4 separate regions of the Homo sapiens genome follow, and regions 2, 3 and 4 are each linked to region 1. A link is a contact called in ENCODE Hi-C or POLR2A ChIA-PET data. All regions are on one chromosome and are shown on one strand. Each heading gives the region's core, a stretch centred on a gene start or an enhancer-like site at or near the end of the contact. The rest is flanking DNA. Distances are from core to core; before and after follow the strand shown.

What was found. Hi-C counts contacts between places; a loop is a spot of excess contacts on that map. ChIA-PET counts read pairs that join two places held with the same protein, here RNA polymerase II (POLR2A). Pooled maps may share reads with other maps.
Region 2: a map of naive thymus-derived CD4-positive, alpha-beta T cell shows a loop between it and region 1 (8-fold over the local background). The contact joins the promoter of LINC02595 here to the promoter of RP2 in region 1. A Hi-C loop is called at or near these places in 1 of 168 maps with a recorded cell type or tissue (naive thymus-derived CD4-positive, alpha-beta T cell) and 5 of 50 pooled maps. POLR2A ChIA-PET finds 5 or more read pairs at or near these places in 1 of 52 experiments (activated B cell).
Region 3: a loop to region 1 is called in a pooled map, with 6 times the contacts of the local background. The contact joins the enhancer-like site here to the promoter of RP2 in region 1. A Hi-C loop is called at or near these places in 6 of 50 pooled maps.
Region 4: a loop to region 1 is called in a map with no recorded cell type, with 4 times the contacts of the local background. The contact joins the promoter of ZNF157 here to the promoter of RP2 in region 1. A Hi-C loop is called at or near these places in 2 of 37 single-sample maps with no recorded cell type and 12 of 50 pooled maps. POLR2A ChIA-PET finds 5 or more read pairs at or near these places in 2 of 52 experiments (activated B cell and activated CD8-positive, alpha-beta memory T cell).

The regions. Positions count from the first base shown.
Region 1 is chrX:46,833,720-46,839,520 of GRCh38, reverse strand. RP2 (RP2 activator of ARL3 GTPase) reads right to left here and starts at 2,478. Exons shown (of 5, transcript NM_006915.3): 1 at 2,319-2,478. The coding sequence starts at 2,420. RefSeq lists an enhancer at 2,347-2,486 and a silencer at 2,797-2,876.
Region 2 is chrX:45,848,700-45,854,500 of GRCh38, reverse strand. It overlaps LINC02595 (long intergenic non-protein coding RNA 2595), which reads left to right and starts at 3,011. Exons shown (of 3, transcript NR_125365.1): 1 at 3,011-3,147; 2 at 5,029-5,126.
Region 3 is chrX:47,519,922-47,525,722 of GRCh38, reverse strand. No RefSeq gene overlaps it. Among named protein-coding and RNA genes, the nearest start is that of ARAF, 38 kb to the left of the region's middle. RefSeq lists silencers at 1,886-1,935, 1,996-2,065. Within about 2 kb of position 2,207, at least 4 of the 41 ENCODE cell types and tissues checked have a DNase peak (open chromatin) inside an H3K27ac peak, as active enhancers do.
Region 4 is chrX:47,367,571-47,373,371 of GRCh38, reverse strand. It overlaps ZNF157 (zinc finger protein 157), which reads right to left and starts at 2,794. Exons shown (of 4, transcript NM_003446.4): 1 at 2,632-2,794. The coding sequence starts at 2,703.

The sequences.
Region 1 (5,801 bases), core at 1,229-3,728:
GAGGGCAGTGGCCCGATCATGACTCATTGCAGCCTCTAAGTCCCAGGCTCAGGTGATCCTCCCACCTCAGCCTACTGAGTAGCTGGGACTACAGGTGTGCACCACCATGCCCCACTAATTTTTGTATTTTTAGTAGGAATGAGGTTTCGCCATATTGCCCAGGCTGGTCTGGAACTCCTGGGCTCAAGAGAGCCACCAGCCTTGGCCTCCCAAAGTCCTGGGATTACAGGCATGAGTCACCATGCCTGGCCCTAGAAAAAAATATTTTAAATTGTATAAAATTTAACAAGCTATCAAAATGAGGCAACTTAGAAAGAATTCCTAGTAATTCCAAAAGAAAAAAAAACTAAAAAGAAAAAGCTATGTTGGGAAATGTGGTATCTGCATTGTCTCAAAATGTAAGCTGGTAATTCTCTTCAACAGTCCAAAATATTTTAAAACTGGGGTTTTTTTCAGAATGCTCATTTGGTTAGAAATTCTCATTTTGATTGGCTGAGTTGATCAAGATTTTAACTTTTATTATACACACACTCAGAAGCATGAGCTTATTTTATATATCCAATAACATCTCTTACAACTCTACAACTACAGAACTTAGTAGTGTTCTCAAAAAAAAAGGTTCTCTGTAAGCTCAAAACAGTTTCTACAATTGAAAGTTTATTACACACTCATTTGTGGGGAAAAAGCTTAGATGTTGGTGTCCAATGTTATATTTCTCAATGCATTTACTTAGCCAATGGGCAAAAGAAGAAAAAAAATCACAGGACACACACACTTATCTAAAAGAAGGATTAACATGAGAAGTCCTAACTAACCTGAATATTATGTTAATAAACATTAACTGTAAAACAATTTATTGTGAAACGATGAGTCATAGGCAGCCAAGACTACTATAAATAAAAAAGGCATTTTATTTAGTTTAGATTTAGCCTGAGTTCAAAAGAAAAAACTAAAATAAAAATGAAATATGCAACTTTCTCTAAGGCAGACAATTCAAGCTAAAAGAACATTGTTAGAAAGCCAAAGGCTGAGGAAAACAATATCTTTTAAAAACCGCCCATCAGATAACTTTAAATGGCAGGTGCAATCTTCTTGTGAAATAGAAAGCATAGTACTTTCTTCCCCTACATTATAAAATGCTACTATCGAGTATGACTAACAGAGAATAAAGGTACCATGTGACCCAAGAAGGGTGTGTATGAGAAGTAGGGGCAGAAAGACGGGGCTGAGAAAAGCTGCAAAAAGCTTTCAATTTCCTAACTCTGACTCTTAGAGACCAGAGCTTACCTGAATACATTCTGCTGGGGATTGGAAATCATGCAGAAAGGTCTGTGATTCCAAAACGTTAATACATTTATTATAAAGTAATCTTGGGTAAAGATATGTTGCCTTAAGCAAAGAGTTAACTGTTCATAATACCCATTTGAAAAATCTCTCATTTTGTTTGGGAGAAATAATTGATAAGTCCATCAAAGTAGTTTAGTAAGCACAAATGGAGAACTATGTAGAAAGAGGAACTATTATGAAATGTATGACCGAGTGTGTTTTGTGTAAGACTAATGGAGGTTTTCAAAGGTTTTTCGTTTCTGGCTATATACAAAAATAAAAATAAGGGCGTTTTCATTCATTTAAACCAGCAGTAAAATACTGCCTGGTTTATGCCGCTTATTTTCACCTTACAGTCTTAATACACATTCCAAGACTGATGCGATATTCATTATTTCTTTCGGATAACTGGAAGAGGAGGGGGAGTAAAGCTGTACATTAAACAGTCCACTTGGTAATTGAGAAAATTCAGCAGTGAAATATATCATGAGGCACCAAAGAGATTTGCCGGGGAGGGCAGACAAAAGAGAAAACAGCCACAGAACATTAAGCCCCGGAAGAGATGAGAATCGGTCCCATATACGTAACTCGACGACTGGACAAAACCCCGCTTGACGCTGCCGGTGGGTGAAACGAGGTGATTTGAGATTCAGGGCGTTCTCGGCTCTTTCCCTCTCTCGAATCGATCATCTCCAACAGGAAGTCAGAGCAAGGCAGGGTTCGGAGTCAGAGAAAGCTCCCGGGGGAGTCTGTCTACCACGACAACAAACTCCTAAGGCTCCTTCCGGAGCTCCACAGCCCTCTGGGCGGCCTCTCTAGCGCTGTACTTCACGTCCCCGCTCCCCAAAAAAGTCGTGCACCCCGACTTCAGCTATCCGCGTTCAAGAGAGTGCGGCAGCAGTTGGGTCGGCCCCCTCAGCGGTCCCGGGCCGTAAGGGACCTGGCGGAGCGGCTCAGGGAGGCTGAGACGGCGGCTACACGACTTTCATTACCTTCTCGCGCTGATCCCAGCTGTACTGCTTTGGCCGCTCCTCCTCGTTCTCGGGCCGCGACTCCTTGTCAGCCTTCCGTCTCTTGGAGAAGAAGCAGCCCATGGTCCCAGCCCGCGGAGCTCGTTGGCCAGCTCACTAGCTCAGGCACTTCCTAGAGTGTGGCGTGAACCCTGGGAACCCCGGCCTCGCAGCTCTCCGGACAACGCCCCGCGGAACCGCCCAACGGTCCGCAGCCTTAGTTTGCCCGCCAGGCCCAGCACCCCTTCCCCTTTTTCGTCGCCCTGACGACCCAGCGCAGCCAATGAACGCTCAGCGCCTGTTGAGCCAATCAAAGCCTCTCGAGCAATCCTGCGCGGCCTATGAAGAGAGGCCGACATACCCACATACCAATCCACGCCTGGCTCCTGCGACAGCCCCTGGCGGCGGGGCGGGCCGGCTCTGGCGCAAGCACGGACAACCCCGCCCACAGCTGTGGCACGGACCGCCCTCGGCCCCGCCCCTCCTGGAACTTGGTGGGTTCTCTAGCTGGTGGGAGGCCAGGCTCGGTATCCGGGTTTTTTTTGCCCCTGATTCATAAATTTGCAAGTTCAAGGCGCGGGAGAGATCTCTAGTTGAACATTAGATTTATCTTATGATGAAAGTTGTGAGGGACAGAAATTCCCGCTGACACAAGAAGACCCTGAAATTTGTATTTCTAAATCCTCTTCTCCCCTCATCACCCTTCCTACCGCCCTCTCATCGCCTGGCCAGGGTCACCCCCTCAAGAATTGTACCCCATAACCTCCCAATCCTCTTCTGTGCTCTTTCTTTCTTTCTTTCTTTCTTTCTTTCTTTCTTTCTTTCTTTCTTTCTTTCTTTCTTTCTTTTTCTTTCACAGGGTCTCGCTATGTCACTCAGGCTGCAGTGGCACAATCATAACTCACTGCAACCTTGCAACTTTGCAACCTTGACTTCCTGGGCTCAAGCGATCCTCCTGCCTCAGCCTCCTTCCTGAGTAGCTGGAACTACAAGCAAGCACCACCATGCCCACCTATTTTTTTTTTTTTTTACTTTTGTAGAAATGGGGTCTTGCTATGTCGCCCAGGCTGGTCTTGAACTCCTGGGCCCAAGCGATCATCCTGCCTCAGCCTCTCAAGGTGCTGGGATTACAGGCAGGACCCACCGCACCCCAGGCTGCTTCTGTGTTTTCTTAAGACTTTCACATATGGCTCTAAAATTGCACAAGTACTTAGTAAAATAGTTAATTGTGTATTGTTTCCCTATTTGAACTGTGACTTTCTTGAGATCAAAAAGGTATATCTTTTTTTTTTTTTTTTTTTTTTGATGGAGTTTTTGCTCTTGTCGCCCAGGCTGGAGTGCAGCAGTGCCATCTCGGCTCACTGCAACCTCCGCCTCCCGGGTTCAAGTGATTATCCTGCCTCAGCCTCCAGAGTAGCTGGGACTGCAGGCGCCTGCCACTACGCCCGGCTAATTTTTGTATTTTTAGTAGAGACGGGGTTTCACCATGTTGGGCAGGCTGGTCTCGATCTCCTGACCTCAGGTGATCTGCCCGCCTCGGCCTCCCAAAGTGCTGGGATGACAGGCATGAGCCACCGCGCCTGGCCTAAAAGGTATGTCATAAAGGGCATGCAGGGCCGGGCGCGGTGGCTCACGGCTGTCATCCCAGCACTTTGGGAGGCCGAGGCGGTAGGATCATGAGGTCAGGAGATCGAGACCATCCTGCTCAACACAGTGAAACCCCGTCTGGTGAAACCCCGTCTCTACTAAAAATACAAAAATTAGCCGGGCGTAGTGGCGTGTGCCTGTAGTCCCAGCTACTCGGGAGGCTGAGGCAGGAGAATTGCTTGAACCCAGGAGGTGGAGGTTGCAGTGAGCCAAGATGGCGCCGCTGCACTCCAGCCTGGGCGACAGAGGGAGACTCTGTCTAAAAAAAAAAAAAAAAAAAAAAACCAGAGCCGGGGGGGGCGGGCACGGTGGCTCACGCCTGTAATCCCAGCACTTTGGGAAGCCAAGGCGGGCGGATCACAAGGTCAGGAGTTCGAGACCAGCCTGGCCAATATGGTGAAACCTCATCTCTACTAAAAATACAAAAATTAACCGGGCATGGTGGCGGGCGCCTGTAGTCCCACCTACTCGGGAGGCTGAGGCAGGAGAATAGCTTGAACCCAGAAGGCGGAGGTTGCAGTGAGCCGAGATGGCGCCACTCCACTCCAGCCTGGGCGACAGAGCAAGACTCCGTCTCAAAAAAAAAAAAAAAAAAAGGCAGTGGGGAGGAAAGCTGAGGGGAGGGATGTACCTTTGAATCTCCTACACCTGGCCCAAGTCCATACTAGGTGCTCAATACAACGTTTGTCAAATGAATGAATGCATGCATGGGTGCTAGTGAAGGAAGCATTTATAAACTTCCCCCATCCCTTCCCAAAGAAAGTGACCAAACTGTGGGGGTGGGAGGCATGTGGATTTATGGTAAAGGGGTTCTCCTCATGGAGTTTATAGCCTCGTTGAGGACATAAGCATTGCATATGAACGATCAGATCTGTTCTAAGCAAATGGCATAGGGTTCGTCAGAATATATTTAAAGATATATACACTAAATATAAACATTTGTTATACTTGGGTCGAATTTTACTGCAATACACATGCATTGCCTATGTAATAGAAAAGAAAGGTAAGTCAGTTTCTCTGAGAAACAGTATTTTGACATCTCAGTAGGATATCAAATGCTGATCACTTCAGGTTCAAATTTGGTTATCTTTTAAATTTCCCATACTTATTCACATCTAGTTTGTATCCTAAATGAGCCTCTGACTTTTTTTTTTTTTTTTTTTTTTGAGACAGAGTCTCGCTTTATCACCCAGGCTGGAGTGCAATGACATGATCTCAGCTCACTGCAACCTCCACCTCCCAGGTTCAAGCAATTCTCCTGCCTCAGCCTCCCGAGTAGCTGGGGCTACAGGCGCACAAAACCACACCTGGCTAATTTTTGTATTTTTAGTAGAGACGGGGTTTCACCATGTTGGCCAGGCTGGTCTCGATCTCCTGACCTCAGGTGATCCACCCACCTCGGCCTCCCAAAATGTTGGGATTACAGGCGTGAGCTACAGTGCCCGGCCGACTTAATTTGAACATAAAGAATGTTCCCCTTTTTACTTCCCGTCCTTTATTGCACAATCGGGAAGAAAAGTACATGTGCTTAAGTATTAGAAATTACTGCAAATTTAAGTTCCAGATCTTAGGCAATAGAGTCTTTACCCAGTGCACACTTTTTCTCCTTCAGAGTGAGATGAAAGTTTTATGTGAAGATGTTTTTGGATAAGACCCTCATTCGATATTTTATAATCTATTATTATATTTATAATCTATGGTCTATGATTATAAAACATCTGTGACCAGATATAAATATATAACTATGACCACTACTTAGTGTAGCAGAGGAGGCAGAGATCCAGAGAGGTGAAGGGATGAATCTGTGGTCACGATGAG
Region 2 (5,801 bases), core at 1,762-4,261, 990 kb after region 1:
ATGATGCCACTCAATCCAATCAACCAAAGTAAAGAAAGCTAATTCATGCTTTTCTTAGAGCCAGAAGAAAAAACTGGCAAAAGTGTTGTCTCATTGTGTCCCTTTTCCCCTTAAATCAATTATCAGTTATCACAGGAAAGAAAAGAGAGAAGACTGTGCATTATGTTCAGGCTCACAACTCAAAGAGTAAACGAACAAAAAATTATTAAAATAATTATCAAGAGAAAATTTCTCAAGAGGGAAAAACACACATTATAAAACCTTTCGCTGCAGTGAGCATCAGAATGGGAGATGCCAATTGGATTAAACTGCTAGAACAAAACTCATGTTTTGTTTTAATCCCACTGTCTTGAATGTAGACTAGTCATGGAGCTCCCTTTCCACAGGTCTACATGGGATGTTCAGATCTGTCCTCATCAATGTCACAGACATTTCAAGAGAACTTTTGAAACCAAATGGAGGGTGACACAGAATTCCTTGGGGATAATGGGAGTGTCCAGAGCACTTTCTTATTTAAAGATCAGTGAAAAAAACTCAATAGCACGGGAACTAAAAGGGAAATGTGAAGCATAATGGTGTTTGGTCAGTGGAGCAAAGGATTTGTAGTGTATTTTAATTGTACTTTTTACATATCTCGTAGCACAATTCAGGCTTAGAAAGGATTTCAATTGTGATTTTGTTGGCTTAGTTTTGACCTGAACAAAATGGATTTGCTGTTTTTATTTCTTTCTTCTTTTTATTCAAATGGCACACCCTTTTGTTTTGAGAAATCTGGTTGTTATCTCTTAGTTAGAACCATGCCTAATGAAGTACTCTTTCCAATTTTGGATGTTTAATCATGCTGGATTCTTACCAAAGACCTCAAAAGAGACTAAACTTGAAGGACAAAGATGATTGTCAAGTGGGCTATGGATTAGGGTCTGATTTTTTGGTGAGAGTTCAATGAACATAATTTAGACTAAGGTAGATTCAGTAAGGCAGAAAGGAAGAAATGAAGCATGCTTCTGGGGAATAAACGGCAAAGCAAACACACAGAAACTCACTCAAGAAGATGCCAGTGAGCAACTCAGAACCAATATCTGATATATAATTTAAGACCCAAAGGTCACTTAATATCAACTCTATTGCTGCACTCACACACCCAAGGAATCTGGCTAGCAATTGTTTTAGAGCTTGCCTTAGCTGTTTTTATTTCATGCAAGTGTTTCTCTGGAGGCACAAAAAATGTTAAGAGTAAAACTGGATTTATCGAAGGCATTTGCTTGGATTAATTAGGTAATAAAAGCATTTTCAAATTGCTAATTTACTAAGCAGTGTCACCGGAATGCTGAATTACTTTACTTTTATTATGATGATCAAGAGAGATAAATGCAGGCCTAGCCACAAAACCAAAGCAAAGAGAGGCAGGAGTCATTCTTTGCATAATTACTGGCATTTGTCATCCTTTCCTTGAAAAGGGGATCATCAGTTTTTCTAAGGATTGTTTTCTTTGCTTCAGAGTCTTTTCTTCAGAACTGTTTATCATCCACATTGTCCTCATTTACCCAGCAACACATACTGTACTAACGTACTTTCCATTAGTGAATTTAATGAATTTAATTTTGGTTCAAAATGTTAATTAAAGTGTGCCTTTCATTCTTATAAGGATGAAACTTAAAAAACTCTTGGTTCTCAAGTGTTAGGTGAAATTACTAAAAGCAGAGTTGAAAAACAGGGTTAATCAATGTGAAATGTAGTATCATGAGCCTGGGATAGATATTGATAATGAATTATAATTAATTTTCCATCTCTTTTAAGAAAACAAAGGCTCAAAAATCACGGCTTCCATAACTTTGCCTATACTTAGGAGAAATTTTGGAAGAAAAACGTGTAAGAAGAAACAGAAAAGAAGTTTGCCTCAAAGAGAGAAACAAAGAAAAAGCTACCAGACCAGATATTCCCTCATCAGAAAATGAATGAGAATTTTATTATCTCTTGGCTTTAAAAAAAATTCTGTCCTTTGCCAGATCTGAAAATGCTGCCAACCTGGAAGAAAAAGAACCCATTTTTCTAAACAACCTCATTTAGTAATTTCCATGAAATTGACATTTTAGAACTATGACAAAAAGCCAAATTAAAACTCAGGGGTTCCTAATCCCTAAATTCTGAGTCCGTTTTAAGAAATACCTAAAATACACTTTAAAACGAACCAATTAATATAATTACCGTGGGTTTAAATAACACATACACACTGGATTTGTTTCTGTAAAACACAGCTGTTCTGTTATTTACATTTTGCTATTTTTTAAATTAGAAATATGGCTTTATATATTGTACATATATGTAAAGTAACTTTTTAAAAAGAGTGAATCTGTTGTCTTCTGCCATCATTACATTAAAAAAAAAAAAACCCAACCACCCTACAGCCAATTAACTTGGAAATCTTATATTCAAGCTTCTGAATATTACTGCGGTTGTAGCAAGGGAAGCAGCACATCCAGGTAGTTAATGTAGAAGAAACAGGGCACAGGCAGCAACTTGCATCCCCTGGCAATTCACATGGTAATTTCTTCGCTTCCACTCTCAGGCTCACTCCACCTTGCTTCACCAACCCCCCTCCCCCTAAGACACGAGGCACCCTCTGGGCCACGGAAGGTGCCATGCGGGGAGACGCCGGAAGAGCGGGGGCAGAGTGCACGGTTCCCACACCCTTAGCCGCGGGCGGCCGCCGCGGGCCCCAGGAGTGGGGAACCGGTTGGGAGAGCGGGGTTGGGGGCGGACCCCAGGGCCGCACCCCTGGTCCCCCCCATCCCCTTTCTACCGCCACAGACCCAAGAACCCGAAATCTGCGGCACGAGGCGCGGCGCCCGCAGCCCCCGGCTGGGCCCCGGCGGGGATGGGCGGGCAGGGGGCGGAGCGCAGCGCAGCGCGGGGCGGCGGGAAAGGGGCGGAGAGGATAGCTTGGGCTCTGGCGGGCCGCGGGACTGGCAGAACCTGCGGGCGAGGTGGGTGGCTCGCCAGCCGGGACGAAGGGAAATGAGGACCACCGCTCCGGGGCGCGAGTAGGCGCGTGGAGTCCGGGGGCTCAGCCGCCGCGCCTCTTCCTCCTGCAGCTGGAGACTGCAACAGCGGCGGGTGCACCGGCAGCAGCGACGACCCTGCGCGCAGGTGGGCACCCCCGAGCGCGGCGCTCTGCCCGCTCCCCCGGCCACCGCGGGCCGGACGCCCGCTCTTCCAGGCCACTGCGCTTGGGGGCGAGGGCTGGGTAGGTCCAGGGGCAGAAGGAAGGTGCACGGCCCCGTGGTGGGCGCGCTTCTGCGCGCGCGCTGTGGTAGGTGGGAAAGAGGTGCAGAAAAGCTGCCTCCCTTAGGGTTCACTCCCTCGGTTCCACTGTCCCCACCCCACCCCTTCTGAGGAGCTGGGCACACCGGTGGGGCTTTGGAAAACTGCGATCTCCTACCCGCCCCGCAGTATCGGTGGCGTGTGCAGGTTGCCCTTCTCTTCACAGTCCACACCCAGCAACCATCAGGACGCCCCCTGCTCCCGGCCCGAAGACTGTAGGGACCATGGGAGGAGAGAGTGGTGGCTGGACCGGTCGGGGCGTGTGCGCGGAAGGCTGGAGTTGCTTGAGTATTGTCTGCCGGGGCCGGCGCTTGCGTCAGGGTGCTCCCTCGCGCTTTCGGGGGTAGGGAATGGGTTTGCTGAACTTACTCTGAGGGCTGATTCTGCACATGCCCTTGGCGCCTTGTGCATGTTTGGACAAGGGTTTAATGGAGGCACGTGGGAGCAGTATCGATCTCTGGCGGGTCCCCAAAGACCCTCTTGGGATAGTCCAGAGCGTGTTCGGGGTTGAGAGCGAAAGGAGAGTGTTCCGTGTGAATGTGCGTCCTAGGGAGGAGGAGGACAGTGTCTCAAGGAGACTTGATTTTCTTTTATTTGCTGCAATTCCGTAAACCAAATCATGCTTTCGAGGCGTTAAAGTAAATTACTGGTAAGTGGGGCGGATCTCTGCTGGGGATAAAGAAGCTCCCGGGTTTGCGGGGTAGCGGGCCTGGCTGGCGTGCACGCTCGGTGGCTTTTGGCGCTGTCTCGCCTAGGTAGTGGGGGTGGAGGTGGTGGTGCTTGTGTCTTTGGCTTAAGGTGCTGGAGCCGGGCTTACTTGTCCTAGGTAGACTGTGGGACTTGGAGGAGGTAAAAAAGCTTCGCGGCGCGGTTATTCGCAATTAACTCCAGAAATCTCAGTGTGTGTCTGTCGGTCGGTCTCTCTCTGTCTCTTTCTCTCTCTCTCTCTCTCTGTCTCTGTCTCTCTCTCTCTCTCTCTCTCACACACACACACACACACACACACACACACACACACACTCGCACGTCTCATGGCTGCTTGGATTTGCCGATAGTTGTTCATGAATTTTTATTCCTGTTTGTTCATTTCCTGACTTTTTTTTTTTTTTTTTTTTGGAAAAAGGACCTACCTGTATTAAAATCCGTGGGGTTTCAGAAAGACCCTTCCGCAGTCATTCATATTCAAATCAAGGATAGGGCATTTTGATGAAAATACCCCACCAAACTGCTGTTTGGATTGGACAAAACTGTAGTTCAGGTTAGAATTACTGTTATTTTAAATAGACATCTTACAACCTTGTGGTAAAGTAACCTTAGCCTGAATCGCCCCTGATCTTTCTTTGTGTCAATTTACAGAATTCTGAATTACAGATGAACAAAGCGGTGAAGTTTTCTTTTAATTTTAAACGACAGGTCTTGAAATGGCTGTAAGTTGAGTTCTGCGACTCCATCTCTTTAATGATCGGCTCAGAGTGGTGTATAGTTGATGATCTGAGACTTACATATGTTTCAATTTCTAATCAAATAATTTATCATACCATTGGGGAGAAGGACGCCTTAGGAATTTTCAACACAGAGGAGAAAGAACATTTTTGTCTTTTGGAGCAAATGTTTTGCCACTTTTTCCCCAGATGTCCCCGTTAGATGCCTAGAAAAGATGCATTGTTGACGAATAATACATGATTTATTTCTCTTTTATGTCTACAGGTGGCAGTGTAGAAGCCAGACCGGGAGCTTCCAGAAGTGGTTTCTGAAAGAGTCAAATGTACATGAGTAAGCAAGCACAGGAATCTGAAAAACCACAGGTATGTAGGACAATTAATCCACCTATCTAGCTTTATAATTATTGCATTCCAGTAGTACTAACCCATTTGCTCTTATGTTCAATATTTTGACACTTATATAAATTTCTATGAAGTGAAATGTATTTTGAGGTAACCTCCGAGGAGAAGCAGGGTCTAATCTATTTCTGACAATGTATTTAAATAAAAATTCTGCATGTCATTATATTACATGACTTTTTACTGTTCTAAAAGAGTTGTTTTTCCATTGTGACCATGTGGCTTTGCATTTAACCAGTTGTTTGATATCTGCTTTTCAAAACACTTTTCCTGAAACTACATAAAACTGCCAATTGTTCTGAATAATTTCATTTGAGATAATGTTAACAGAGTCACCTGCATGAACCAATAACAATATCAGCTTAAAAATTTTTTTTATTTTTTGGCTGGGTGTGGTGGCTCACGCCTGTAATCCCAGCACTTTGGGAGGCCGAGGCGGGCGGATCACGAGGTCAGGAGATCGAGACCATCCTGGCTAACACGGTGAAACCCCGTCTCTACTAAAAATACAAAAAATTAGCCGGGCGTGGTGGCGGGCGCCTGTAGTCCCAGCTACTCGGGAGGCTGAGGCAGGAGAATGGCGTGAACCCGGGAGGTGGAGCTTGGAGTGAGCCAAGATCGCGCCACTGCACTCCAGCC
Region 3 (5,801 bases), core at 958-3,457, 690 kb before region 1:
CCAGGCTGGTCTCGAACTCCTGAACTCAAGTGATCTGCCCGCCTCAGCCTCCCAAAGTGCTGGGATTACAGGCGTGAACCACAGCACCCAGCCCCACAGCCTAATTCTAAGGCGACTTCTTGGCAGCAGCGTTCCGGGCCCCCTTCTGCCCCTCAGGTGGAGTTGAGCAACTCGCCCCAGTGCTCCCAGCTTTTCTGCATGTGCTGTTGGCAGGCCTCCCAAGGTCCCTGACTGCACTCGGCTGTAATGCCAGCTTCTTTCTTTCCTGCCCTGAACGCCCTCTCACTCTCCTTTCATCCCAAATACCAGGACCAACATCCAGTCCACCCTATGCCTGGTTTTGCATCCTCAGATTCAACCAACCAAAGATAGAAAATATTCAGAAAAAAAATAAAATAAAAATAATACAAATAATACAGTATAGCAACTATTTACATAGTATGAAGTATTATAAGTTATCTAGAGATGGTTTAAAGTGTACAAGAGGATATGTGTGCATTACATGCAACCACTACACCATTTAATATCTGGGGTGTGAGTATCCGTGGGTTTTGGTATCCGTGGGGGTCCTGGAACCAATTTCTCCTGGATACTGAGGGATGACTGTACTTGGCGAATGTGTGGATAGAAGAATAAATGGAGGCTGGGCTGGTGGCTCACGTCTGTAATCCTAGCACTTTGGGAGGCCGAGGCGGGTGGATTGCCTGAGCTCAGGAGTTTGAGACCAGCCTGGGCAACACGGTGAAACTCCGTCTCTACTAAAATACAAAAAATTAGCCAGGTGTGGCGGCAGGCGCCTGTAATCCCAGCTACTCAGGAGGCTGAGGCAGGAGAATTGCTGGAACCCGGGAGGTGGAGGTTGCAGTGAGCCGAGATCGCACCACTGCACTCCAGCCTGGGTGACAGAGCAAGACTCCGTCTAAAAAATAAAATAAAATAAGAAGAATAAATGGAAAATGTGTGTGGATCCTGAGACTTTGTGAAGTTCAGTCATGTGTCCAAGATCTGAGATCTAAGCTTTGTGAATGAATCAGTAGAAACCCCTCGGCTCCAGTGTTGGCAGGTCTCCTCCTCCATGCAGCCCTCCCAGGGAACTGGCTCTGCTTGGGAAGTCTGTGGGGTCCCTGGGGCAGCAGCTGGGTGAGTCCTGGAATCAATCCTCATGTCTGGCTGCCGAGGGGCATCTCCTTCCTTAAAATCATTTGCGGGAGGCTTGGGTCGGGCCGTCCAGTCCTTCCTTAGTCTGGGACTGCAGGAGAAATGGTGGGGACCAAGCACACAGAGGCAGGTAGAGGTGTGGTAAGTGGCGATTCTGGGTGAGACAGGATGCTAATTGGATCCCACTTGGGGTGACTTGATAACGGGTTTGTGCAGGGTCACTGAGGACCCTCCTGGCTCCACGAGGATTCACTCAGCCTGGTGGTTGGACTAAGAGAAGGCCCTGTGGCCAGGAGCCCGGTTGGGTTTTGAGGTTATTCTGAAGAGGGGGTGCTGGGTGAGTTGGGGTATTGATGCCCGGCAGCCCAAGCAAAGGGTTCGAAGGACGCGGGGAGGTGGCTGCCTCCCGTCCCCCACAGGCTCCTCTGCCGCCTCCTGAACAGTTTTCCTGCCACGTCGAGGTGCCATGCTCGGGCATTCCCGGGGTCCTGGGCCAGGAAATGGCAGGTCCCTGGATCAGGAGGCCCGAGAGCTCTGGTCCTCGAGTCCCACTTCCTCTGCCCGCAGAGGGGACTGGAGGGGCGCGATTGTGCGCCACCCCGATTGCACCCAGATTCGGTCGTTTCCAGAACCTCTTCCCAGGAGCACGGGGAGCGGGAGAGCGGGAACCCCAAAGAGGAGCTCTGGGTCCGGCGAGTCCGGGTGGCGACTCGAGCTGAGCCCCCTCTCCCGCCGCAGCGCTGGGAGGGGCTCCGTCGCCAGCCGTGCCCTCTCGTCCTGCTCACTCACCCGGGCCTAACGACAGCAGCTGGCTCTGCGAGGGGTTCCCCGGGTTGGGGCCCCTAAATTAACACGCGGAGGGCCAGGGGGAGGCAGGGGAAGGGGGGCGGGGCAAAAGCTGCAGGGAAGCAAAACGGAGGAGGAGGTGCAGACAGGAGCGAGGAACGGCGGGCAGCGGGCTCGGCCCAGCTTCACGATGCGAACGGGAGGGGGCGCCAGAGACCGCCAGAGGCCAAGGTCCAGCGCTACTGCGGCACAGGCGCCGCCGCGTAGTCCGCAGTCAGAGGGCGGGGCCCGCCTTCGCAGCCACGGTCACGGTCGTGTTCACCCAGGCTCCGCAACCACCCGCAGAGCTCACGACGTGAAGGAGCAGCCCTCCTCCTTTCCTCTTCCCTCACCTCCTCCATCTTCTCCATCCTCCTCTTCTTTTGATAGATTGATGGATCAGAGATGGATGTGTGTGTGCGCGTACGCGTGTAAAGATACTTATCAAAGCATTATCCTTAAAAAAGGAAACATCTGAAGCCACAGGGAATATGAAATTAAAGAAACTCAGGTAGACAGTCTCTTTAAAAATATTATGGAACCATTTGAAAAATTGTTTATCAATACTATGTAACATCATGGGAAATTATTTTCATGTACTATTAAAGCAAAAAAGGCAGGATACACACACAGAAATCTCCATGTAAAAATGTGAACTATACACAGAACAGGAATGATCATCAAAACTCCCTCCAAGTACGAACAATGGTTTTCTGCAGGTGTGGTAATGCCTTTGTAGAATGTGCATAAATTCATATTAAAATAAATGGAAGCCTTTCCTTTTTATAGATAAAGGGAAGCCAGGTACATCCCAGGCTGTGGCCAGGCAGGAAAAGGAGCTGGGCAGGGCTTGAGGAGGGCACCGGGGCTCCTTGGTAAGGCGATGTCCAGATGTCACCCAGGCCTGTGGGTCGGTCCTACATATCTGTGCACCCCTTCCCCTAATACCCAGATATCCCTTTTCCTTAACAATCCCCACCCTGATATACACCACAGACCTAAACTCTTAGTCCATATGCCTCTGGAAATAAACTCCTGTCAACATTTGTCTGTTCAAAACAGTTAAGAATCTCTCAATTGATCTAATGAATTGAAGAAATCTATCCCCACGTTAGAAACATGCACATGTTGGCCCTGATTTAATTTCCCAGTAACTACAATTCCCCAGTAACTACATATGCATATGTACCGGACAAACAAGGCAGCTTTCCATTCCCAACTCCTCTTCCCTGGCTGATGGTTCTCAGGAGAATCTAGGCATCTGAGCCCTAGCCCCAGCACCCTAATGGAGAGTGCAGGGCACCTGGATAGTGGAGGCAGGCCTAGAAGCTTTTGGTGTAAAAGATGAAATTGAAATAAAAAGACCCACAGGTAACCATGTGTCAAGCACACATCTGGTACCCAATACATCTTTATGGAATAAAATAGACATTAAAATGCTACAGGTATAAGTTAAAATATTGGCAAACTGACTAGCAAGGTTTAGAAATCCACATTTAAGACTGGTCTAGTGGTGATAAATTCCGTCAGCTTTTTCTTGTCAGGGAAAAACTTTAATTTCTCCTTCATTTTTGAAGGATAGCTTTGCTTAAGACACAGGCAGAAAAATATTTCATGACTTCACTTATATGTAGAATATTTTTAAAAGAGCTCAGGCTGGGTACAGTGGCTCACACCTGTAATCCCCACACCTTGGGAGGCCAAGGCAAGAAGATCACTTGAGCCTGAGAGTTTGAGGCTGCAGTGAGCTATGATCACACCATTGCACTCCAGCTTGAGAAAAAAATAATGCTGCTCTGAATGTGGGTGTGCAAATATCACTTCAAGGCCCTGCTTTCAATTCTTTTTTATATATACTCAGAAGTAAAATGGCTGAGTTATATGGTAGTTCTATTTTTAATTTTTTGAGGAAACTCCAAACTATTTCCTATTGGTTGCACATTTTATTTTATTTTTTTAGAGATAGAGTCTGGCTCTGTCGCCCAAGCTGGAGTGCAGTAGCACAATCTTCGCTCACTGCAACCTCTGCCTCCCAGGTTCAAGTGATTCTCCTGCCTCAGCCTCCCGAGTAGTTGGGCTTACAGGCACCCACCACCATGCCTGGCTAGTTTTATGTATTTTTAGCAGAGATGGGGTTTCACCATATTGATCAGGCTGGTCTCAAGCTCCTAACCTCAAATGATCCACCCACCTCAGCCTCCCAAAGTACTGGGATTACAGGCATGACCCACTGCGCCAGCCTGGTTGCACCATTTTACAATCCCACCAACAGTGCACCAGAGTTCCAATTTCTCCATATTCTCGTCAACACTTTATTTTGGGAAAGTTGTTTTCTATGACTTGTCTCCCGCCCTTCTGCCAGTAACAGGAAGTACTAGAGACAGAGGCCCAGCTCTCTCTTCTAGCTCCTTGATCAATGCCTAGCTCCTTGATCAATGCCAGGCCCTGACTCATCCCTCCATTTATTCCAGTCACAGGGACAAGATGAAAGAGAAAGGACACGTCAGGTGCAGAAAATACAGGAAAAGAGGTCCTAACTGGGGAGAAGAGTGAGGGGAATCAAATGGGGGGAGCTTCCATTTCTCACCTCTATTCCCTCAGTCTCACTTTGAGACAGAATGAGACACTGTCTTGTAAAAAAGTGAGGGAGGGCCAGGCACAGTGGCTCGTACCAGTAATCCCAACACTTTGGGAGCTCTAGGTGGGAGGATCACTTGAACCCAGGAGTTCGAGACCAGCCTGGGCAACATAGTAAGACTTTTTGTCTCTACAAAAAATTTAAAAATTAGTCTGATGTGGTGGTGTGTGGCTGTGGTCCCAGCTACTCAGGAGGCTGAGGTGAAAGGATTCCTTAAGCCCAGAAGGTCAAGGTAGCAGTGAGCCAAGATTGCGCTACTGCACTCCAGCCTGGGCAATAGAACAAGACCCTGCCTCAAATAAAAATAACGCTATGAGCACGGGTGTACAAATATCTCTTCAAGACCCTGCTTTCAATTCTTTTTCTTCTTCTTCTTCTTTTTTTTTTTTTTAGACAGGGTTTTACTGTTGCCCAGGCTGGAGTGCAGTAGCAAAATCTTGGCTCACTGCAGCCTCAATCTCCTGAGCTCAAGAGATCCTCCCAAGGCGGGGCGTGGTGGCTCACGCCTATAATCCTAGCACTTTGGGAGGCTGAGGTGGGCGGATCACCTCAGGTCGGGAGTTTGAGACCAGCCTGGCCAACATGGTGAAACCCCGTCTCTACTAAAAATATAAAAATTAGCCAGGTGTGTGGCGCGCACCTGTAATCCCAGCTACTAGGGAGGCTGAGGCACAAGAATCACTTGAACTCAAGAGGCGAGGTTGCAGTGAGCCGAGAGCATGCCACTTCACTCCAGCCTGGGCAACAGAGTGAGACTCTGTCTCAAAAAAAAAAAAAAAAAAGAGAGAGATCCTCCTGCTTTAGCCTCTCAAGTAGCTGGGACTACAGGCACATACCACCACTCCTGCCAAACTTTTTAATTTTTTTTTGGTAGAGACAGGGTTTCACCATGTTGCCTAGGCTGGTCTTGAATTCCTGGGCTCAAGCGATCCACCCACCGCCTCAGCCTTCCAGGGCACTGGGATTACAGGCATGAGCCACCATGCCGGGCACAATTCTTTTGATGTATACTCAGAAATGAAATTGTTGGATTATATGGTGGTTCTAGTTTTAAGTTTTTGAGGAACCTCTAAACTATTTCATATCAGTTGCACCATTTTACAATCACACCAACAGTGCAGTGCACCAGGGTTCCAATTTCTCTACGTTCTCACCAACACTTGTTATTTTCTATGTTTTT
Region 4 (5,801 bases), core at 1,545-4,044, 530 kb before region 1:
TCTCTTGCAATGTATTTTCCTCCTTTCTCTAATAAATCTGCCTTTCTTTACCTACAACTGTCGTGGTAAATTCTTTTACCTGTGAGCCACCGGCCCAGACAGTGGCCGCTCACCCTCAACAGGAAACACAAAACTGACTATGTTTACTGATTTATTATAAAGGATTTTTTTTTAAGACAGAGTCTCGCTCTTTTGCCCAGGCTAGAGTGCAGTGGTGCGACCTCGGCTCACTGCAACCTCCGCCTCACAGGTTCAAGTGATTCTCCTACCTCAGCCTCCCGAGTAGCTGGATTACAGGTGCCCGCCACCACACCCAGCTAAATTTTGTATTTTTAGTAGAGATGAGGTTTTATCATGTTGGTCAGGCTAGTCTTGAACTCCTGACCTCAAGCGATCCTCCCACCTCGGCCTCCCAAAGTGCTGGAATTACAGGCATGAGCCACCGTGCCCCACCTGAGCTTTATTTTTTGTAGTAATGAGGTCTCACTTTGTTGCCCAGGCTGGTCTTGAATTCCTGAACTCAAGCAATTCTCCGGCCTCTCCCACCAATAAAGGATATTTTAAAGAATACAAATTCAGGCCGGGCATGGTGGCTCACACCAGTAATCCCAGCACTTTTGGAGGCCAAGGCAGGTGGATCACCTGAGGTCGGGAGTTTGAGACCAGCCTGACCAACATGGAGAAACCTCATCTCTACTAAAAATACAAAATTAGCTGGGCGTGGTGGCATATGCCTGTGATCCCAGCTACTTGGGAGGCTGAGGCAGGAGAATCACTTGAATCCAGGAGGTGGAGTTTGCAGTGAGCCAAGATCACGCCATTGCACTCCAGCCTGTGCAACAAGAGCGAAACTCCATCTCAAAAAAAAAAAAAAAAAGAATACAAATAAATCACAGCCAAATAAAGAGATACATAGGGCAAGGCATGTGGGAAGGGGCCTGGAGTCTTCATGCGCTCTCTGGGTGCACCACCCTCCAGGAACCCCCATGTGTTCGGCTACCCAGAAGCTCTCCAGACTTTATCCTTTTGGGGCTTTAGGGGGGCTTCATTATGTAGGCATGATTGATTAAATCATTTGCCCTTGTGGATCGACTTGACTCTCAGCACCCTCTCCCCTCCCAGGTGGTTGGAGGGTCCCAACCCTCTAAACCTACCTTAGTCTTTCTGGTGACCAGCCCCATTCGGAAGCTGCCTAGGGACTGCCAGGCATCAGTCAACTCATTAGCATACAAAAAGACACTTTAGTACTTTAGAGATTCCGAGGATATTAGGAGTTGTTTGCCAGGAAAGACCAATTATATATTTCACAGTATCACACCCCTACAAAAACCTTACACAAACTATTATAGGATCTTTATTCATAATATCCAACAACTAGAAACAACCAAGATGTCTTTCAACCAGTGAATGGTTATACTGTTTGGTACATCCATGCGATGGAAAAGTATCAGCAATAAAAGGAATGGGCAGGGCACGGTGGCTTACGCCTGTAATCCCAGCACTTTGGGAGGCTGAGGCAGGTGGATCACGAGGTCAGGAGTTCAAGACCAGCCTGGCCAACATGGTGAAACCCCGTCTCTACTAAAGATACAAAAAATTAGCCAGGTGTGGTGGCACGCACTTGTAATACCAGCTACTCGGGAGGCTGAGGCAGGAGAATAGCTTGAACCCGGGAAGCAGAGGTTGCAGTGAGCCAAGATCACGCCATTGCAGTCCAGCCTGGGTGACAGGGCAAGACTCTGTCTCAAAAAAAATGAATGAACTATTGATATACTGTTAGCTATTGATATCTCCACAGAATTTTGCTGAATGACGAAAGCCAGTCCCAAAAGGTACATACTGTACAATCTGATTAATATAACAGTCTCTCTTTTTTGTCCTTTTTTTCCTTTTTGTGGAGAACAGGGTCTCACTATATTGCCCAGGCAGGTCTCAAACTCCTAGGCTCAAACTATCCTCCTGCTTCTGCCTCCCTAAGAGCTGGGATTACAGGCATGAGCTGCCATGCCCGGCAAATAAAACTTTTTTTTTTTTTTGAGACAGGGTCTCACTCTGTCACCCAGGCAGAGTGCAGTGGCACGATCTTGGCTTACTGCAACCTCCGCCTCCAGGTTCAAGCGATTTTCCGGTCTCAACCTCCCGAGTAGCTGGGAGTACAGGTGCGTGCCACAACACCTGGTTAATTTTTGTATTTTTAGTACAAACAGGGTTTCACTATGTTGGCCAGGCTGGTCTCAAACTCCTGGCCGCAAGTGATCCACCCGCCTCGGCCTCCCAAAGTGCTGGGATTACAGGTGACAGGCGTGAGCCACCACGTCCAGCCACAACATTCTTGAAATGAAAAAATTATAGTATTGGAGAACAGATTGGTGGTGCCCCAGGGTTAAGAGGGGAGTGATGGAGGAAGTGAAGTGGTTGTGTCTATTTAATGACAACATGGGGGATCCTTGTGGGGATGGAAATGCTCTGCATGTCAATATCCTGGGTATTACGAGATGTTACTACTGGGGACAAAAACTAGGTAAATGGTACATTGCATTTGAATCTACAATTATCTCAAAATATAAATTTAACTAAAAATAAATAAAAAAATAAAGAACATATAGAAAAAAATAGGATCCTCCTCCTTACCTCAAAAGATCTGCCAGGTTCTCCTGGAATCAGGGCAGGGAATCTCTGGGGTGATGTCCCATTAGCTGGCATGTTCACCCTGGGCCTCAGCCCACCTTCCGTGCTGGACAGCTGTCTGTGTGTAGAGGGTCCTGCAGCCTCCAGTAAGGGGTAAGGCTCAATGGCTCCACAGAGACACCAAGAAATCCTAAAAGGACAGTATCCATATCATCAGTGTCATCCCACATTCACGCCACAATGTTCAGCATCCCCAGAGCATGAGTCAAGGTGGATTACAAAATGATCAAATTTGGGGCCAAATTAATGAGCTTGGGGTCCCTTCTTGAGTGGCTCTACCAGGTGCTTCACTCGCTACTCAGCCAGCCTACACCTCAGTTCAAGTTCAAGGCAGATCTGGGTTTAGGAGAAGTAGAACTGGGGCAGTGCTTAAGGGTGCTTAAGGCCCATGGGGTGGGCAGGTTCAAGGGGACCTGGTGGGTGACTGTGAGGGCAGGAAACCTGGAAAGCTGATAATCTAAATGAAAGGAAATCGGCTGGTCCTTTCTTCTGCCGTCTTTTGTTTTTTTCCACTCTTAGATGAAATATCCCTCTTAAATTCTTTTACTGGGAAGCTTTTAGCCTCTTCTTTCCAGAAAAAAATGGTTCAATCTTAATAATGTTATGTATTTTTTCTTTTTTTTTTTTTTTTTTTTGAGATGGAGTTTCACTCTTGTCACCCAGGCTGCAGTGGAATGGTGCGATCTCAGCTCACAGCAACCTCCGCCTCCCAGGTTCAAGGGATTCTCCTGCCTCAGCCTCCCTAGTGGCTGGGATTACAGGCGCCCGCCACCACGCCCAGCTAATGTTTGTATTTTTAGTAGAGACGGGTTTTCACTATGTTGGTCAGGCTGGTCTCGAACTCCTGACCTCAAGTGATCCTCCCGCCTTGGCCTCCCAAAGTGCTGGGATTACAGGTGTGAGCCACTGCACCAGGCCTAATGTTATGTATTACATCAACAAATTACAGAGGGAAACACTCTGCTGTTAACTTACACCAAAAAAGCATCCAACGCAATTCAGCAGCCATTACTAATATAAGCTCAAACTAAAATCATGGAAAAAGTAAATAACTTAAGTGCCACAAAAATCAATTATGAAACATAACTCTGAAACACCATGCTAAAAAGTAAAATGATGAAGCTATTGCCACAAAATTAGTACTGTCTGCTATAACCCAAAATTGTTTTGTGGGCTCTAGCTCACACAAGAGAAGATGAAATAGAGTGGGCTGGGCACAGTGGCTCATGCCTGTAATCTCAGAACTTTGGGAGGCCAAGACAGGAGGGTTGCTTGAGTCCAGGAGTTCGAAACCAGCCTTGGCAACAAAGTGAGACGCTGTCTTTACAAGAAATAAAATAATCCGAGTGTGGTGGTCCACACCTGTAGTGCCAGCTACTAAGGAAGCTGAAGCAGAAGGATAGCTTAAGAAGCCTGAGAGGTTGAGGCTGCAGTGACCTCTGATGGCGCCACTGCACTCCAGCCTGGGTGACAGAGCAAGACTTTGTCTCTAAAAGAGAAAGAAAAAGAAAGAGAGAAAGAGAGAAAGAAAGAAAGAAAGAAAGAAAGAAAGAAAGAAAGAAAGAAAGAAAGAAAGAAAGAAAGAGAGGAAGGAAGGATGGAAGGAAGGAAGGAAGGAAGGAGGGAAGAAAGGAGAAAAGAAGAGAAAAGAAATAAATAATCAGGCCAGGTGCAGTGGCTCACGGCTTTAATCCCAACACTTTGGGAGGCCAAAGCAAGAGGATCCCTTGAGCCCAGGTGTTCAAAACTAACCTGGACAACATGGCAAAACCCAGTATCCTTAAAAAACAAACAAACAAACAAAAACACACACACAGAGTTGCAGTGCATTGAGATCACTCCACTACACTCCAGCCTGGATGACAGAGTGACACTTTGTTTCTATTAAAGAAAAAAAAAAGAGGCCAGAGGAGGCGGCTCACGCCTGTAATCCCAGCACTTTGGTAGGCCAAGGCAGGCTGATCACCTGAGGTCAGCAGGTCAGGAGTTCAAGACGATGGTGAAACCCCGTGTCTACTAAAAACACAAAAATTAGCTGGACATGGTGGCACACACCTGTAATCCCAGCTACTCAGGAGGCTGAGGCAGGAAAATTGCTTGAACTCGGGAGGCAGAGACTGCAGTGAGCCGAGATCACGCCACTGCACTTCAGCCTGGGTGACAGAGCAAGACTCCACCCCAAAAACAAAACAAAACAAAACAAAAAAAAAAAAAAAGAAAAAGAAAAAGAAAAAAAGGCAGAAAGAAAAAAGAAAATAATAATTAGGGTGAACATGAACATTGGGAAGAAATGAAAACGAAAATGTAGCTTTCTATCCAATAAGATGATTTTATACATGGAAAACCTACCAGACTGCTAAAAGACTACTAAAATTAATAGGGTATAATATAATGTAAGGGGCTGGATACAAGGTAAAATTACAAAAGCAGATAGTTTCTTTTCTTTTTTTTTTTTTTTTTTTTTGAGACGGAGTCTCACTCTGCCGCCCAGGCTGGAGTGCAGTGGCACGATCTCGGCTCACTGCAACCTCTGCCTGGGCTCAAGCGCTTCTGCGATTCTGCTGCCTCAGCCTCCTGAGTAGCTGGAATTACAGGTATGCACCACCACACCCAGCTAATATTTGTATTTTTAGTAGAGATGGGGTTTCACCATGTTGGTCAGGCTGATCTCAGACTCCAGACCCCGTGATCCTCCGACCTCGGCCTCCCAAAGCGCAGGGATTACAGGCATGAGCCGCCGCACCTGGCCAAAAGCAGATAGTTTCTCTCTATAATAACAATGAGGCAATGGAAACAAAATTGCATAAATAATGATAGCAAAAACTATATAAAATACGTAAGTGTAAGTATAACTTTTTTTTTTTTTTGAGACAAGGTCTCCCTCTGTCACCCAGGCTGGAGTGCAGTGGTGCAATCACGGCTTTCGGAATCAGGCAATCCTCCCACATCAGCTTCTGGAGTAGCTGGGACTACAGGAACGCTCCACCACGCCCAGCTAATTTTTCTTACTTTCTTTCTTTCTTTCTTTTTTTTTTTTTTTGTACAGACGGGGTTCTCCCTGCGTTGCCCAGGCTGGTCTCGACTCCTGGACTCAACCGATCGCCATCCTCGGC